2 separate regions of the Homo sapiens genome follow, and region 2 is linked to region 1. A link is an interaction called in ENCODE POLR2A ChIA-PET data of the cell type or tissue named here. Cell type or tissue: MCF 10A. All regions are shown on one strand. Links, peaks and the distances in the headings refer to the core of each region. The heading gives the core; the rest is flanking DNA. Region 1 has its middle 16 kb from the start of SH3PXD2A. Region 2 overlaps SH3PXD2A (SH3 and PX domains 2A).

Region 1 (8,489 bases), core at 318-8,317:
ATGTTGCCCAGGCTGGTCTTGACCTCCTGAGCTCAAGCAATCTGCCCACCTTGGCCTCCCAAAGTGCTGGGATTTCATACGTGAGCCACCGTGCCTGGTCATACCCCTCAAAATTCGTATGTTGAAATCATAATCCCCCTATCTCAGAATGTGAATGTATTTGGAGACAGGGTCTTTAAAGAGGTAATTAAGGTTAAATGAGGTCATAAGAGTAGGTCCTAATCCAATAGGACTGGTGTGCTTATAAGAAGAGGAGATGAGGCCGGGCGTGGTGGCTCACGGCTGTAATCCCAGCACTTTGGGAGGCCGAGGCAGGTGGATCACCTGAGGTCAGGAGTTCAAGACCAGCCTGGCCAACATGACGAAACCCTGTCTCTACTAAAAGTACAAAAATTAGCCAGGTGTGGTGGCGGGTGCCTGTAATCCCAGCTACTCAGGAGGCTGAGGCAGGAGAATCGCTTGAATCCAGGAGGCAGAGGTTACAGTGAGCTGAGATCATGCCACTGCGCTTCAGCCTGAGTGACAAGAGTGAGACTCCGTCTCAAAAAAAAAAAAAAAAAAAAGAGGAGCTGAGGACAGATGCAGAGGGAAGACCATGTGAAGACATACGGAGAAGGCAGCCATCCACAAGCCCAGGAGAGAGGCCTCAGAAGAAACAAACCCTGCTGACACCTTGATCTTGGACTTCTGGCCTCCAGAACTGTGAGAAAATACCTTTCTGTTGTATAAGCCGTCCACTGTGTGATACTTAGTTATGGCAGCCCTAGCAAACTCATACATGTGGGTGGGAAGGCACTGAGCTTTCTGCATTTCTAACAAGCTCCTGGATGCTGCTGATTCGAGGACCACACTTTGAGTAGCATGGACCTAGAGAATCTGATTCCTTTTTATTTTATGACATTGTCAGCAGCTTCCTAAGTCATTAGCAGGTGGGGAGGAGGACACTTTTTCTCAAACTCTGCCTTCCTAAAGATAGCTAAGGTAATTGTTCTCTACATTTTTTGTGGCACTTTTGAAATTTTACAAATAGAGTGGCACCTTTCAGTTTCTGTAAGTGAATGCAGTGGGCTGGATATACCCACACGGCATGGCAGGCATAGTATGCAAATTGAGGCACTCATGCTGTGTCTACAGTGGGCAGTTGCCACTCTGTCCCCATGCTAGAATGTGGGCTTAATGTGGTCATATTTTCCAAAACTTCAAGAGCCAGAAATTTGAATTTTTATATTAAATCTCTAGATTTTAAAACTTTCAAATGTTGGCACCTCCATCTGCTTATTTTTGAAATAATGTGAAGCAAAGGAGCTCTCTGAGGTGGTGCTGGACATGTTCAATATTTGGACCTCTACCTTGTTTTAGGTGTATACACATGTAAAAATTCATCATCCAGGTATAGCATAAGCAAACATTCATCAAACTGTATCATTAAAATTTGTACGACTTACCACTTGTAAGTTATGCCACAATAAAAAAGAAAAAAAATCTGCATGGGAATGATACACATGACAGTTATTACCTCTGGGGGCAGAGGCAGGAAAGGAACAGGGTTGGCCTTATGTGTATTTCTAACATATTTCTTCAAAGAGATAGAGGGCTGAAGCATATAGGGGGATTTCTTTCTTTCTTTCTTTTTTGAGACAGGGTCTTGCTCTGTTGCACAGGCTGGAGTGCAGTGGCACAGTCATAGCTCACTACAGCCTTGACCTCCCAGGCTCAAGCGATCCTCCCACTTCAGCCTCCCAAGTAGCTGGGACTACAGGAGCATGCCACCACGCCGCCTGGCTAATTTTTTAAATTTTTAGTAGAGACGAGATATCACTATGTTGCCCAGGCTGGTCTTGAACTCCTGGGCTCCAGCAATCCTCCTGCTTTGGCCTCCCAAAGTGCTGAGATTACAGGTGTGAGCTACCTCGCCCAGTCAGGAGAAAATATTAACAGCTGTTTCATCTCAGTGATACTAGGTATCTGCTTTATTGTTTTCTGTGTGTTTGAAATATTTCATAATTAAAATCAACTATTTTTTAACATTAAAAAAATAAAGCCTGGAAAGACCAACACTGCATGAACCAAATAAAACTCCTCAGAGGCTACTGCACCATTCTCTTGGTCTCCCTGTGGGACTGCACAGTTGTTTATGTACGAATGCTTACTGCCCTGACCCAGGGCTCCTGTATCTTCAGTAAATACCTGCTCCCTCTTTGTCACGGGTGTGATGTGATGTCACCCCACCCACTCAGCCCAGCACCCTCATATGCCATTCATCACCAGAAGTGTGTCCTCGGTGCAGCCTCAACTGTGGGAAAAATAACGTTTATATATCAACCCAAATTTGAAGACACTCTGTATTGGGTTCATAGTTTAAAGCTACCAGAGAACAGACTTCTCTGATCCTGAAAGCAATTAAAGCCTAGTGGTTGAACTCACTGGGTAGAAGCCTGGGTTTTCCAGTTTACTAAATATATGCCCCTGGGAAAGTTAGTTTCTCAGCTTCTATTTCTTCACCTGTAAATTGGGAATGACGACAGTATCTACCTAGTTGGGCTTACGGGTAGATTTAAATTTGCTGAGTTATTGGTGCATAACTGTTCATTAGTTATTATTAAGTAATTAATACTGGGTTGATTTTACTTTAACTATCTTTCTTACATCATAGATTGTCTGAGGCCACACCAGTATGAAATCAACAGCTGGCCACCAAGTCTCAAAGGGAAGATATTTTCGGCTGGGTGTGGTGGCTCATGCCTATAATCCCAGCACTTTGGGAGGCTGAGGTGGGCAGATCACTTGAGGTCAGGAGTTTGAGACCAGCTTGGCCAACATGGTGAAACCCCATTTCCACAAAAACTAGCTGGACATGGTGGTGTGCTCCTGTAGTCCTAGCTACTTAGAAGGGTGAGGCAGGAGAATCGCTTGAACCCAGCAGCCAGGAGGCGGAGGTTGCAGTGAGCCGATATCATGCCACCGCACTCCAGCCAGCCTGAGGGATGCACAGCAAGACTCTCAAACAGAAAAAAAGGAAGATATTTTCAACTCTGATTCAAGTGGCAAATGTAATTAAACATTGTCAAGTGCGGGGCAGTACAAACTTCTTTCTGCCTTCAAGGAATGGATCTGTTTCTGTCCTTCATGAAAAACCCTAAACGGCCAAAGCAACCTTAAGAGAAAACAGAATTGCAGAATCTCCAGGTTGGTTCTTTTCCTCTGGCCTCAAACCTCAGGGGTAGAGCGTTGGCCTCTCCCCTTGGACAGCATGCTGCCAGGACAGCCTCCCTGCTGACATGCCTGCCTGGGCTGCTTTCTGGGGCTTCTTGCTCAAGGTAATCCTCCAGGAACAGCACCCTGCTGGCAGCTTTGCAACCCCAAAAGGGCTTTCGCAATGACTAATAAAGCCATAAAGGATGAACACAGATCCAAAAAAATTCATCCCCTGAAGGAATATGATTTCGACTACTTTTCACTTGGTGCTTCCTTGTCTTTTAAGCCACATGCATTCAATTTCTGTCTGAAATTCCAGTTCTCTCACGTTGCAGTCTCCGGAGGCCATTTTCTCTGGTAAACCCGTGAAACGCTCTCGGAGCCTGGAAAGGGGTAGAGGAGCCAATTACTCATGAAAGCCCATTTTCTCTGTGGGTTTTCCCTCACATTTCAGGAGATGTATTCCTTTAGCATTTCTGCTATCACCAGTTCAGACCCCCAGAAATCTCCTGAGCCCCCTTTTCCCCTCCCATTAATTTAAAAATCCTGTAGCCGTTACTGTGGTCTGCCTTGCAGAACCTGGCAGTTCACCTGGCCTTTTCCACTCTCCCCCAAATTGGTTACCTACCTGTTGGTTCTCTTACACTAATGTCCCTTGCCACTGTCCGGTTCAGGCCCTCCCCACCCCTCCCTGGATGACGGCAGCAGACGTGTCTCTCTGGTCTACCCGCCCCTGACTTCGCCCTCAAGCTGTGCTCCTCCACTCTGCTGCTAAGGTACTTTCTAAAATACAAACCTGATGCCCCCTCTCAGCTGAAAATCCTTTAATACTGACCTCCCCCAACCCGTTTCCAGATGAAATGTTCCCCAGTCCTGCTAGAGCTTCTGCATTGTCAAGAATAGCCAAATACCTGGATTTTTATGTGAATTCCCCAATCCTTTTTTATTTGTAAAGTTATTACATTTTACATTTAAAAAAATTATAAAACATTGCAACAAGTCTCTCACCCATTCCTGCTCCCCGATTCCCTATTTGAAGAGGCCATCACTGTGGCCGGGTTCTTCTGCAGTGCTGCCTTACACGCACACACACACACACCCTACAAACATACACATACACAAGCACACACTGCCTTTTTTTCCATATAGATGGTAGCCAATTTTTAAATGTTGGTATAAAGTTTTAAAACCCTGAGGGTCAAATAAAAACACTTTTGTTCCTCTGAGGGTCAAAGAAAACACAGGCATGTGCCTTATGATCCGCTGGGTTGTAGATCACACAGGCATGTGTCTTTTGATCCACTTGACTGACAGTTCCCTGAAGACAGGAAACTTTGTCCTGGAATCCTCTTCGGTACCTGGGACGATACCTTGCACACAGCTGGCACTCAATAAGCACACTGCCTGTTCATGGAAACTTTTCTTAAGCACCAGCACTGTGTCTAATGCTGAGTCTACCACAGACTACGGGGTGAACTGTGGTGTGCCCACCCAAGAGGGAACACTCAGGAGAGTTAGTTGTCTGGTTAAGTCTCAACTCCTGTGGAAACAACCAGAATCTGCCTGCTTCCCATATTTCCTGGTTACCTGGGTCAACAACAAATGGACAGAAATAGCAGATTACAGTCCCCGTTCTCAGTTCTCAGGCCCCCTAATGGGGCATCTGCTCGTGCTGACGGCCTAAGCTGTGGCAGAGTGCTGAGACCAGTACCTCCTCGCCAGCTGTCATTCCCAGGAGCGGAGCTTCTGGGTCTCGCCCTCCACCAGGACAAGTCAAGCCAGGACAGGACCAAAACCACAGGCACAGGCAGAGCTTGCTGACTCTTCCTGAGGCACTGGGCTGGGCAGGGCAGGGCTGGGCCAGCTGCTGCGATGAGTAAGGCATTCAAGCTTCTTCATGTTGGGAGAAGACTCATTGCTCAGGTGGTTTTGGAATCTCCTAGAATAGATTCTATTTGCTCACTCTCCTGAGTCCCCTGCTTGCTCCCACACAGCCTGGCAGGAACAGGGCCTGTGTTCACAGGTCGCTCTTCCCCTCTGGCAACAGGTGTCATGGTTGTGGGACAAGGTGGCATTTTCATTCATGATGAGGTGGACCCCACTGAGGAATTGCAACAAGATCTTACATATCTCTCCTCCATCCTCGGAGGCAGTGATGTCCAATCCTGTGTCAGCAGTGATGCAGGACAGGTGGTTCCTGTCACAGCACACTCCCGAGGGAGGGCCATAGGCAATGTCCCTGTAACTGTACGGTGACGTCCTCCCCTTCTCCCTCACTCGAGAGCATTCTGGCAGGGAAGGGCATGGGGAGCACGACCTTAACGTTCACCTTGAATGTTATTCTAATTGTGGTGCAGTATGAATCTTACTACCAAAACGCAGGTGGGTGAGACTTGTCATAGTCCTTTTTTTCTTTCTCTTTATTTTTTTGAGACAGAGTCTTGCTCTGTCACCAGGCTGGAGTGCAGCAGCGCGATCGCAGCTCACTGCAACCTCCGCCTCCTTGGGTTCAAGCGATTCTCCTGCCTCAGCCTCCCAAGTAGCTGGGACTACAGGCGGGTGCCACCATGCCCAGCTAATTTTTGTATTTTTAGTAGAGATGGGGTTTCACCGTGTTGGCCAGGATGGACTCGATCTCTTGACTTCGTGATCCGCCCGCCTTGGCCTTCCAAAGTGCTGGGATTACAGGCATGAGCCACCATGCCTGGTCCCTTTTTTTCTTTATTTCAAGTTACCTCAGCCTTGATGCCCTCAACCTCGAGCCTGGCATGAAAATTAGATGTGTGGTAACAGGATGGGGCAGGCTTCCCTTCCCTGGAAATATGTGAAAATCCAGGAGGTTACAGGGTACCTGAAAAACAGGGACAGGTCCACTCTTCTTCTGAGACCAAGACCGCTGTGGAAATCCCCGGGGCTCCAGCCTGCATGCACCTTCAGGGAAGGGCTTGTGGCCGCTTCCTTTCCAAGCTGACACACAGGAATCTTGCTGAAGCTGAGAATCCTAGGCTAAGGCTCTGACCTTCTGAGAGACACCACAAAACCTCTCCACAGAAGTCCTGCCATGAGACTGTCACAGGGAGCACATTCCCATCCGCGATGCCTGGGGGCCACCAATCTCCAATCCTTCCCCAGGCTTCGGGCTTCCAGAAAACATAAAGCAGATTGTCAGGCCAGGCGCAGTGGCTCAGGCCTATAATCCCAGCACTTTGAGAGGCCGAGGTGGGCGGATCACCTGAGGTCAGGAGTTCAAGACCAGCCTGGCCAACATGGCAAAACCCCGTCTCTACTAAAAATACAAAAATTAGGCGAGCATGGTGGCACACGCCTGTAATCCCAGCTACTTGAAAGGCTGAGGCAGGAGAATCGCTTGAACCCAGGAGTTCAAGCAATGAGCCGAGATTGCGCCACTGCACTTCAGCCTGGGTGACAGAGCGAGACTCTTGTCTCAAACAAAACCAAAAAAAAAACCAGAGAGTCTGCGCAAACAACTTCTGAATTCAGCCCCCAAGCCAAACCTCCCTGAGGCAAGGCTAGCTTCCAGCTTGGAAAGAAGAAATAAAATACAGGAAAAACAAAACCCACATCAATAGCTCAATATATTATTCTGCCACCTAACTCATATTAGAATAATCATTCACAATTTCAGTACAGGGTAACATTCAGCCCTTGTCACAAATGCCTGTGTCCCACATCAGAGCTCATGCACCCCGCTGCTGCTTTGCTCTAAAGCAGAGCTGAAGAACTGAAGGCTACTACTCTGTCCTCACCCTGCTTTATTTCCTTCAATCACAGATTGTCCTCAGAATAAAAAATAAATGCCTTCCTCCCCGAGGGAGCAATTTCTAGCCAAGAGGATGATCAAAAATGGTGTTGCCCAATGCCCCAATTAACTGTACCAAACCCAGTAAATGATGAAAGTGAAGCCTCAGCTTATGATGATAATTAAGCTATGTTGAGTCAATGGCAGCTGCTGTAAGACCACTTCTATTACTAAAACTACCTTCTCCACTTAATTAGCACTTTCTTAGAAGCATCCTTAGTTTTTCACATTAATCTGACTGGGGACAGTGTCACTGAACCAGAGCTAAATGGCATCTGGTCTATGAGAGGTCTGAGTCAATAATATGGTGGCTGGTTTTAAAAAGATTGCTGTCCTTTCTTTGCTTGATGACTTGTGATATAGAAAAAAGAAAAATAAATAAAACCATCATTGTTGTAACACATTATTATTTTTAATATTTGGGTGGGCATGTGACCAAGCACTTGGAGTGGCAGGTTTGGAATTTTGAGTTTTGAGTTCTTCCGGATGTTTATTCCAGCTGTGTATTAACTGGCACCTTGGCAGCTGCGCTCTGGGCTGGTTCCGCAGTAGATACCACTGCTAGAACACATGCCTGGCCGTCTGTAGCCCCTGCTGGAAGCAATGGCTACTGTCCAGGGTAGAACTTTATCTAAAGGCTCCCATGATGAACAGATGCTCAACACTACTCATACTAAAAAAACATAAATGCAAACAGAAACCAGAAATCATTTTCACCTATCAGATGGACATGGACTAAAAATACTGATAATACAAACTGTGGGTGAGCTCGTGGGTAAACAGTAGACGCATAAATCATTGATAGGAGTGTACGATGGATCAGTCTTTTTACTGGGTAATTTGTTAGTGCCTATGCAAATTTTAAAAAGCTCATGCCCCTTTTCCTGGCAGTTCCATTGCTAGAAATTTACCATACAAACATACTTTAAACATATACCAAGAAAAGAAAAATGTTTCCTGCAGAATTGGTTGCAATAGCAACAAATTGGAAACCAATTAAATGTTTTTTAATAGGGCCCTGGCTAAGTGCATTATGGAACAGCAATACGATGGAATTATGTCACCATTTTAAAAGATGCTGATTTTGCATGCTAAAGTGAAAAAGAAAAAAAGACTTCCAAAATATAGCATTAATAAAAATGTGAAGTGCATATAAAACGCTGACTTTTTTTTGGAAGGATACACAAAAATATTGTTAACATGGTTATTTTCCTAACAATATATATATAATCTTAAAAATATACACAGTAAGCTGGGCACAGTGGCTCACACCTGTAATCCCAGCACTTTGGGAGGCTGAGGCGGGCCGATCACCTGAGGTCGGGAGTTCGAGACCAGCCTGACCAACATAGAGAAACCCCATCTCTACTAAAAACACAAAATTAGCCGGGCATGGTGGCACATGCCTGAAATCCCAGCTACTCGGGAGGCCGAGGCAGGAGAATTGCTTGAAGCCGGGAGGTGGAGGTTGCGG
Region 2 (8,489 bases), core at 430-8,429, 110 kb before region 1:
CACTCATCTCAACTCTCCTCCCTGGCTCCTTTACTTTGAAGCTTAGGTCTGCAATGGTTATTTTATATAGAAGAGCAAAATATGCTCCTTTCAAATTTCACTTTTTTTTCTTTTTTGAAATTAAAACCAATTTTGTTTAGAGACAGGGTCGCACTCTGCCACCCAGGATGGAGTGCAGTGGCATGATCATAGCTCGCTGTAACCCCAAACTCCTGGGCTCAAGTGATCCTCACACCTCAGCCTCCCGAGTAGCTGGTACAGGAGTGTGCCACCATGCTTGGCTTCACTTTATTTTGTTGACTTAACTTTTTCCAGAGACATCTTACAAGAGCCTGTTTTCCATCCTAACAGTACGACGTAACTCCAGACATAGGCTTTAGACGTTCTCATGCCACCCTATCTTCAAAACCACAGAGAGTTCATGAGCCAGTCTTGCCCATCTCCAATCAGGGAACTTCTAAAATAAAAATCTTAGCAATCTCCTTGGCCCAAAACTTCACCCCATCTTGGAAGGGAGGGGAGAGAGAATGTTCTGATCTATATCTGATGAGGGCGTGTGGTTGGGACCTGAGCATCCTCCTGGTTGGGCTAGTGATGGGGAGAGAGGGCTGTTACTCACGACTCCCTCCCACAGAATACCAGAAACAGGCAGGCAGCTCAGGTGTATGTAAGGATGTGAGGCCAAGAAACCAGCCCTCACCAAGTTACCCCTGTAAATCCTTGTCTCCCCATGCACCTCTACTTTGAGTCAGAAATGGATTCATTGCAGGCTCAGTTGTTTGTATTATGTGAATGAACTGAACGTAACCAAGCACCAAGAGAGCCCTAAAGACACAGTAGACCTCCTGTAGAAGGGCTCTGATGGACCTTCAAACATTGCTTCTCCAACTTTATGGTGCACACAAATCACCTGTGCATGTTAAAATGCAGACGGTGACTTACAGATCTTGGGGGAGGCCAAGTGTCTGCATTTCCAACAAGCTCCCAGATGATGGCCACACTGCTGATCTGAGGACCACATTTTGAACAGCAATCCTTAAAACACACAAGGCTGTGGGACCGCACTCCTGAGAAGAGACCTCACTCTTGGAAGGGATTCTAGGAGGCTGCATTCAAACCATCCCAGAGACAGCTCACAATTTTGTTAGGGACCTGATACTAAAAATTACCAAATCACAATCGTGTGCTGAGGGCTTACTTTGTGCTTTTCAGATGACATTTCATTTGATGCTCTCAATAACCCTGAAGGGATTTCAGAGATGGGGATTATGATGGAGCTTCAGAATTAAACTGATTAAAACTGGCCCAGAGTCACACAACTATGAAGAGGCTGAGTTGGGATTTCTTTTAATTTTTATTTTTTGAAACAGGGTCTCACTATGTTGCCCAGACTGGTCTCGAACTCTTGAGCTTGAGCAATCCTCCTGCCTCTGCCCCCTGAGTAGCTGGGACTACAGATGTGAGACAGCATGCCGAGCCTGCTGAGTTGGGATTTGAACCCCAGGTTTGTCTGGCTGTAAGTCCTCCAGTGTGGAAGTACGATAGCTACCCATCTCAGCCACGGAAAATAGCAGAGTTTTGGTTCAGGCAAGTAGCACTAAGTAGAAAGCCCAGGTATGAACCAGATCTGCAGGAGCCCAAAGTCATTGCTCAGAACCACCCCCTACCCGCTGAGAAGTTCTTCCTGTCCCTGGAAGTTCTCTCTGAGATCCACCCAAATGTGTCCTCACTAAGGCGAAATCTGGCTTCTCCTGTTTGGGCCTGGGGAGAAACATAAACCTAGCCCCTTTCCTTCACACGAGCTTCGATCTTGACAGTTGAAGCCTGCAGGGGTGTCGCCAGGCCACCCTGTCCCTGACAGGTAGAGAAAGGCGAGGCTGCCAGCCAACCCCCACCCTCCACATTTGCCTCCTCCCTTCCCTTTTGAAGGTACATTCAGATGAACGGGCTCCATCTTCAGGCCATGCCAGTCCCCTGGGGCCAACTGTGGTCTGGAGGCTGGGCAGCCTGGCATCCTGGGGCCTCCTCAGTGGACATCAGTCCTGGGAACTGTGGAGGTGAAGGGGGAGGAGGTATTTTCAGCGCCCAGAACGATGGATCTGCTGGGTGCCAGGCAGCCCTGGATGAATGATACATCAGTTCACACAGGTGATGCCTAGAGCCAGCTCAGTCCCTGCCAGAGAAGAGCTCTGGCTTGGGGCTTTGTCCTTGGGCCTGGGTCCAGTTGGAGTGACCCAGGAGGGCAGTGTGCGGGATTAGGCCAGGGACACTGTGGGAGTTTATCTCTTCCAGTGCCCCTCACCTCCTAAGAAGTTGTTGGGGGCCGGAGCTCCTTCTCAATGCGCCTCAGTGTTCCCCTCCACCACCATCACCCGCTGCTGCCACTCCCGAGCCCTCAGTGAAACCTGGACCCAGAAACCAGAGTGCCCAGTGCCCAGAGGCTCCTGGGGAGGGAGGCTGCCCACCACAAAGCACCTTTCATATGCTCCAAAGGCTTCGGCCACCTCAGGGAGGAGGGAGGAAGTCCTTTCCCTTCACCCCCACGGATGCAGCCCACAGGCAGGAGTGGGGAGTGGTGGTGAGGTGAAACACTCCTTCTGCCATCTTGGCCAGGGCTGCCCAGACAGAGCTATGGGCAGTCATCCTCGACCCCACCCCACCACCTCCAATCCATCAGCATGGCCTCTTGGCTGTCCTTCTAAGACAGACCTCAGTCTACTTCCCTCCACCCAGGGCCCAGCCTAGGCCAAGTCACCTTTGCCCTCTCACCTGCCTCTCCAGGACCCCAGCTGGTCTCCTCTGCTCCGTGCAAGCTCCCGCCAGCCCCTTCTCCAGACTCCACACAGGCCTTTGAGGCCTAGCACCTTCTTCTGTCTCTAGCCTCAGCTGCCCACTTGCCCTCTCACCTCTATCAACCCTGGTCTCAGTAACCATCCAGTCTGCCATCTACGCTGGAGTATGAGTTGGCTGGAAGCACCAACCCTGGGGACACCAGGGTATAACTGTACTCTCTCAGCATGGAGGGAAAGGATCCAACCTTGTAAAAGGACATTTAGGCATCAGGTAAGGAAAGGATGTATTTCCAGGGGGAGGGAGTGGAGGGTAAAGGACAGGAGTGTCACCGAGCCCTGAAATCATGCCTGTCACTTTCTGGTGACTTTGCCAACAAGCAAGGTGATCCCTGATTGCTCAAACTTAACTTCTTCAATTTTGTGCCATGGTGATTAGCATGGGGTGCACTAGAATCCAGGACTCTGGAGACCCAGGCCCGGGTGCATTTTCTGCGTCTTAGATGACACAGACTGACTGAGACCATGAGAAGAGACAGGCTTTTCGGCCCAGATCAGAAAGTTCCTGGGGAAGATACCTAGGATACAATCCATCCAGGACGGAGGGTTGGGGGTAGGTGTTCAGGAGCTGATTCCCTTCTAGAATGATTGGGAAGGCACATACCAAGTTGTAACAAGGTGGCCTGGCTCTTTTCCTGGTCTTGGAATGTGGGGATGTCGCGGGGGAAGGGCTTGGGAGACTGATCTACATTTCAAAAGTAAAAAAGCCCCTTGCGTGGCTGACCCCTGCAAAGCTTGTTACTCCCTGCAAGACCTGGAGGGTCTGCAGCTCGGAGTCTGGAAGGTAGTGACAGTGACACTGCCATGTGATCAGAGGCCGGATCCCCACCTTTCATCCCAGATCAGCCATCTGGGTCATCTGCTCTTTAGAAACAAGCTCCTTGCTGCTTTGCAAGTTACCACAGGCCGGGAAAGAACTGCAGGAAGTGAGGCTGTGCCTGGGCTGCGGCCTGGGCTGCAGTGGGAAGAGCTGACTCAGCACAGAGTGGGGAGGGCAAAGGAAATCCCACATCTGTGTCCTGCGGCAAAGCCACCACGAGCACAGACAGGCTTGCGGCACCAGTCCTCTCCCGTTGCACGCCACACAGCGCTTTCCATGCATTAACTGCTTGCGATGTCACCAAACCATGATCAACCCATTTGACAGATGATGCTACAGAGCCTGGAGTCCGTGTGACTGGGCCAGATGGCACAGCTCACAAACACACAGGTGGAGCCGCTCTGGAGTGTCTTGGCTCCACAAGTCCTGTCTGCCCAGCTGTCTCTGGGTGACTCAGCACTCCTCACTGTTCCACACACTTCTTACTGTTCTTCAAACATATACCGGTGGTCCGACTAAGGTTACTGTTCTTGCTGTCCCCCCAAGCCTGGCACCCCTGGGCCCTGATGATCCAAACCTACTCAGTGGAGATGTCACCTCTGCAAAGAAGCCCTTTGTGACCATCTAATTTCAGATGCCTTGAGCTGTAGCACCTGCCACATGACCTGGTTATTTTTCCTTCTGGCACTCATCACTCTTGGAAATTGCTCATCTATTTGTCTTCTGACTCCCACACTGGAAGGTAAACTTCCTGAGAACCACAACCAGGCCTACTTTGTTCTCAGTCATATCACCAGTGACCACAGCTGGCACACAGTATGTGTTCAATAAATATCTGTGATAGAAAGGAATGAATGTAGCTATTCCACGCTGTGTTCAGAGTCAGCTGCTGACAGCAGGCCCTGAAAACTGCCCGTCCAGATTACAGAGTAGGAGACTGATTTTTGGGGATGGGAAGCAGTAATTACATCAAGAGAAGACAAAATACCTCCAGTGGAGGTTGGAGGAAAGCTGTGTTTAAGATGGCACACGGTGCCTCTCAGGCCTATAATCTTGTTGACCTTTTTAAACCCCAGAATTACCAACAGACCCTATTTTTCCTTCTCCATCACATAGTTTGGCTTTTCCTGACATCCCAGGTCACCTGTGGGACCCAGAAACTTCTCAACCTCTCTTCCTTGGGGGTTGCAGTCTGGTGAAATCTCTGAGCCACAACCTCCCTCATAGCATCCAGGGCCCTTCAGGAAGGGCTTTCTCAGCTGGTGCCTGGTGGAGACACACACAGACACCTATAGCCCAGGGAGCGGGCCACGGACCAGCTCTAGTTAAAGACATCCCTTCCCCCTGCTTCCTTCTATGCTGGAACAAATACCGGATCTTCTGCACAGGGCTCTGGGGGCTGGGAGAGGAAGGCCCCGGAGAACATGCTTGCAATTCACCCAGCACCCTCTGCACTGTGGCTCCAAACTGCCTCTTCATTACAGGGCCGTTACGTAAACTGGCGAGTCAGTACAAAAGAAGCAAGCATGCCTGCTGACTAAAAATATACCTCTAAGCTCATAAGGTCACAAGGCTGTCTGCAGGCTGGCAACGCCTACCTTGATTATGGTTATAGATTCACTTTTCTCCCTAAGCAATCTCACTTCTCCAGGACTCATCAACCTGGGGATATGGATAGCGATGCATGGGACTAACTCAGCTATTAGGATGAAGGGCTTTCTGGAAGCCCAGAGGCCCAGTGCCAGCCAGTACAGAGACACAGATGGCTTGCTAGTGGGAGGGGACCTCGCACAGCCTTTGCAGAGGGAGTGCAGCTCTTTTTGCTCCACTGCCTGGCTTCTGAAGTCCCTCAATCCCTGGCCACAGTTGTTTGCTTTTTACATCAGCAGCTACACACTCTACTTCATGTCGTAATGACCATTTCCTCTCAGGGAGTCTCCTCAGGCCAGCAAACTCGGGATACACAGGAAATCTACTCCAATCCCAGGATGGGCAACAGGAGATGGATTTTCCACAGTCATCTTCTAAAACAAGGCAGAAAATTCCAAGTAAACAGTAGGCTGCCCTGAGAGGCTGGTGACCCCGCCACGCTTGGCCCAATGTCCTAAGGAATTTGATTTCTGCCCACCCCTCCAAAAAGCAAGAGACCTCAGAAAGCGCTAAGGCACACTTCTGAGCCAATTCTCCCTGGGCCTCCTGCTGTTGTACATGTCTTGTAAACAAGGCACTAACTGCTTTTTGTTTTGGATGATCTTTTCAAAGGTGCTTGCATAGCAAACAGCCTTAGAAGACAGAGGTAGTGCCTTGCTCTGGGGCATACGGCAGGTTTGCATATAGTCTTGGACTAAGGATAGTGTCCATCTTGGGAGCAAAAGGGCAGGTTTGCTTACCATCCATTATAAAAAGATGCAGGCTCCCCTCCTATAAAGTAACTCACTGCATATGCAGGCATTCATCTGAGCCCGTCTTGTCACACCTACGGAACTTGGAGGAACAGGAGAAGTCCCAAAGTATAAAAATATATGTAAACCAGGTCAGGTGCAGTGGCTCACACCTGTAATCCCAACACTTTGGGAAGCCAAGGCAGGTGGATCACTTGAGTCCAGGAGTTTGAGACCAGCCTAAGCAACATGATAAAACCCCATCTCTACAAAAAAATACAAAAATTAGCCAGGCATGGTGGCACGCAACTGTAGTCTCAGCTACTTGGGAGGCTGAGGCAGGAGGACAGATTGAGCCTCTGAAGTGGAGGCTGCAGTGAGCTGTGACTGTACTACTGTACTCCAGCCTGGGCAACAGAGCGAGACCCTGTCTCAAAAAGATATATATATGTATTTAAAATATATACATGTATATAAAATATAAAATATACAATACAATATATGTATATAAAATAAATATGTATATGTAACGAGGGAAAGATGAATACTTTTTTTTTAATCAAAAGAGAGCTGGAGTAAAAATATGTTTTTTGTTTGTTCGTTTTAGAGATAGAGTCTTGCTCTGTTGCCCAGGCTGGTCTCAAACTCTTATCCTCAAGTGATCCTCCTGTTTCAGCCTACTGAGTTGCTGGGAATACAGGTATGAGCCACTGTGCCCAGCCAAGAATACTTAAAAGAATATTTTTTTTAAAAGTTCCTTGCTTTGCAACAGGATTTATTATATGCCTCTTTTGAATAGAATAATACTTTGGACACCTAAAAGATCATGTGATTTGTTCCAAAGAGCTGAATTTGCACAGGTTTCTGGAATATGCCTTTTTGTTGAGGATGGGAATGCCGAGAGGTTGGGCCTGGGAGTACAGTTTCTCAGGGACTATTATCAAACCACTGCCTCCTTCCTAAAGACCAGCTGACATGCTTGTTTAACAGCACTCTCCACCTCCATAAAATAAAAATCAATTACTCAGGTCTGTGGTCTAGTTAGTTGAGTTGTGCCAATATTAATTTCCTGGTTTTGATAACATACTGCGGTTACATAAGATGTTACCATTGGGGGGAAGTGATGTGATGGTGGAAAGTGATTTGACCTCTCCTTAAAATGGGAATAATGCCAGCTACCCTGCAGTACAGTGGTGGAATTGGAGGGGGGAATGTAGAGTGCCTAGTATTTTTGCAACCTCTTGTGAGTCTCTAATTATTTCAAAATAAAAAGTTTAAAAAAATGCTGTTAGGAAACCAAATAGCCAAACTTGTTAGATCATAATTAAAGGAAGATAGCACTCTGAAAGCCTTGGGACTATCTTATTTGTAATCATTAAAATAATAAGTTAAGTGGTTTAATTGCAAGAAAAATATCAATTACTCTGTGCTGGTGAGTAATTACCTCGGCCACTCAATGGAATGAGAGAACCCTTACAGGTCACCTGAGTCCCCGTGAGGTTCCAGCCACCTGCCACCCACACAGGGCACTCCTGAAACATGAGATAGCAATGACAGCCCGAGGGAGAGGCTGGACCTCCCAGTGGTCTGTCTCAGGCAGAACTTCTCAGATCCCTAACCTGGGAGGTGTGCAGGCAAGAAGGGAGGGACAAAGACAGAGTCTAGCTGAGGCTGTTGTGGCAATTCCTTCTTGCCCAAGGAAAGACATACGGCCCCATAGGAAGAATCGCGGCTCTGCTGCTGTATGGCTAAGTGATGGTGGACAGTGATTTGACTTCTCTTTAAAATGGGGATAAAGCCACCTGCAGTGAGACTGGAGGGAAGGTATGCAGAGTGGCTAGGATAAGGCTAGGCACACACTAGGAGCAATCAACACGTCTTTTTTTTTTTTTTTTTTTTTTTTTTGATACAGAGTCTCGCTCTGTCACCCAGGCTGGAGTGCAGTGGCACAATCTTGCTCACTGTGACCTCTGCCTCCCAGGTTCAAGTGATTCTCTCACCTCAGTCTCCCAAGTAGCTGGGACTACAGGCATGTGCCACTATGCCTGGCTAACTTTTTGGTTGTATTTTTAGCAGAGATGGGGGTTTCACCATATTGTCCAGGCTGGTCTGGAACTCCTGGCCTCAAGTGATCCACCCATCTCAGCCTCCCAAAGTGCTGGCATTGCGGGTGTGAGCCACTGCGCCCAACATGTCTTAACAAAGCACCCCCCATCCAGCCTCATGATAGAAACATGACAGAGGCGGATAAGGGCCTTGTCTCAAAGGAAGGCTGCAAAGGCCAGCAAAAGAGATGGGTGTGTCTCCCTCAGTCTCACATAATACGGGGTTTGGAGGCATAGGCCTGGGGGGGCTCCCTTTCCTTCCCTCTACCCCTTGCCCCCACCACCACTCTTCAGGGTGTCTGGGCTCTGGAGTAACTCTCTGCCCCTTCCTGAC

The links. ChIA-PET counts read pairs that join two places held together with the same protein. Peaks named below come from ENCODE experiments on the same cell type or tissue, not always from the same donor. Only the 100,000 strongest peaks of a DNase experiment are listed, where the experiment ranks them.
Region 2: POLR2A ChIA-PET joins it to region 1 with 40 read pairs; 6 of 35 experiments call an interaction of 5 or more read pairs at or near these places.

What each region holds. Positions count from the first base shown.
Region 1 is chr10:103,867,317-103,875,805 of GRCh38, forward strand. No RefSeq gene overlaps it. Among named protein-coding and RNA genes, the nearest start is that of SH3PXD2A, 16 kb to the left of the region's middle. In MCF 10A, for the core only: no CTCF peak of the experiment used is centred there; DNase peaks (open chromatin) are centred at 3,355, 3,885 and 5,015.
Region 2 is chr10:103,754,086-103,762,574 of GRCh38, forward strand. The region is part of intron 3 of SH3PXD2A (SH3 and PX domains 2A); the gene reads right to left. SH3PXD2A-AS1 (SH3PXD2A antisense RNA 1) reads left to right here. Exons shown (of 3, transcript NR_038940.1): 3 at 1-1,324. Among named protein-coding and RNA genes, the nearest start is that of SH3PXD2A-AS1, 12 kb to the left of the region's middle. RefSeq lists enhancers at 1,842-2,499, 2,500-3,155 and a silencer at 5,286-5,580. In MCF 10A, for the core only: no CTCF peak of the experiment used is centred there; DNase peaks (open chromatin) are centred at 3,816, 4,066 and 5,176.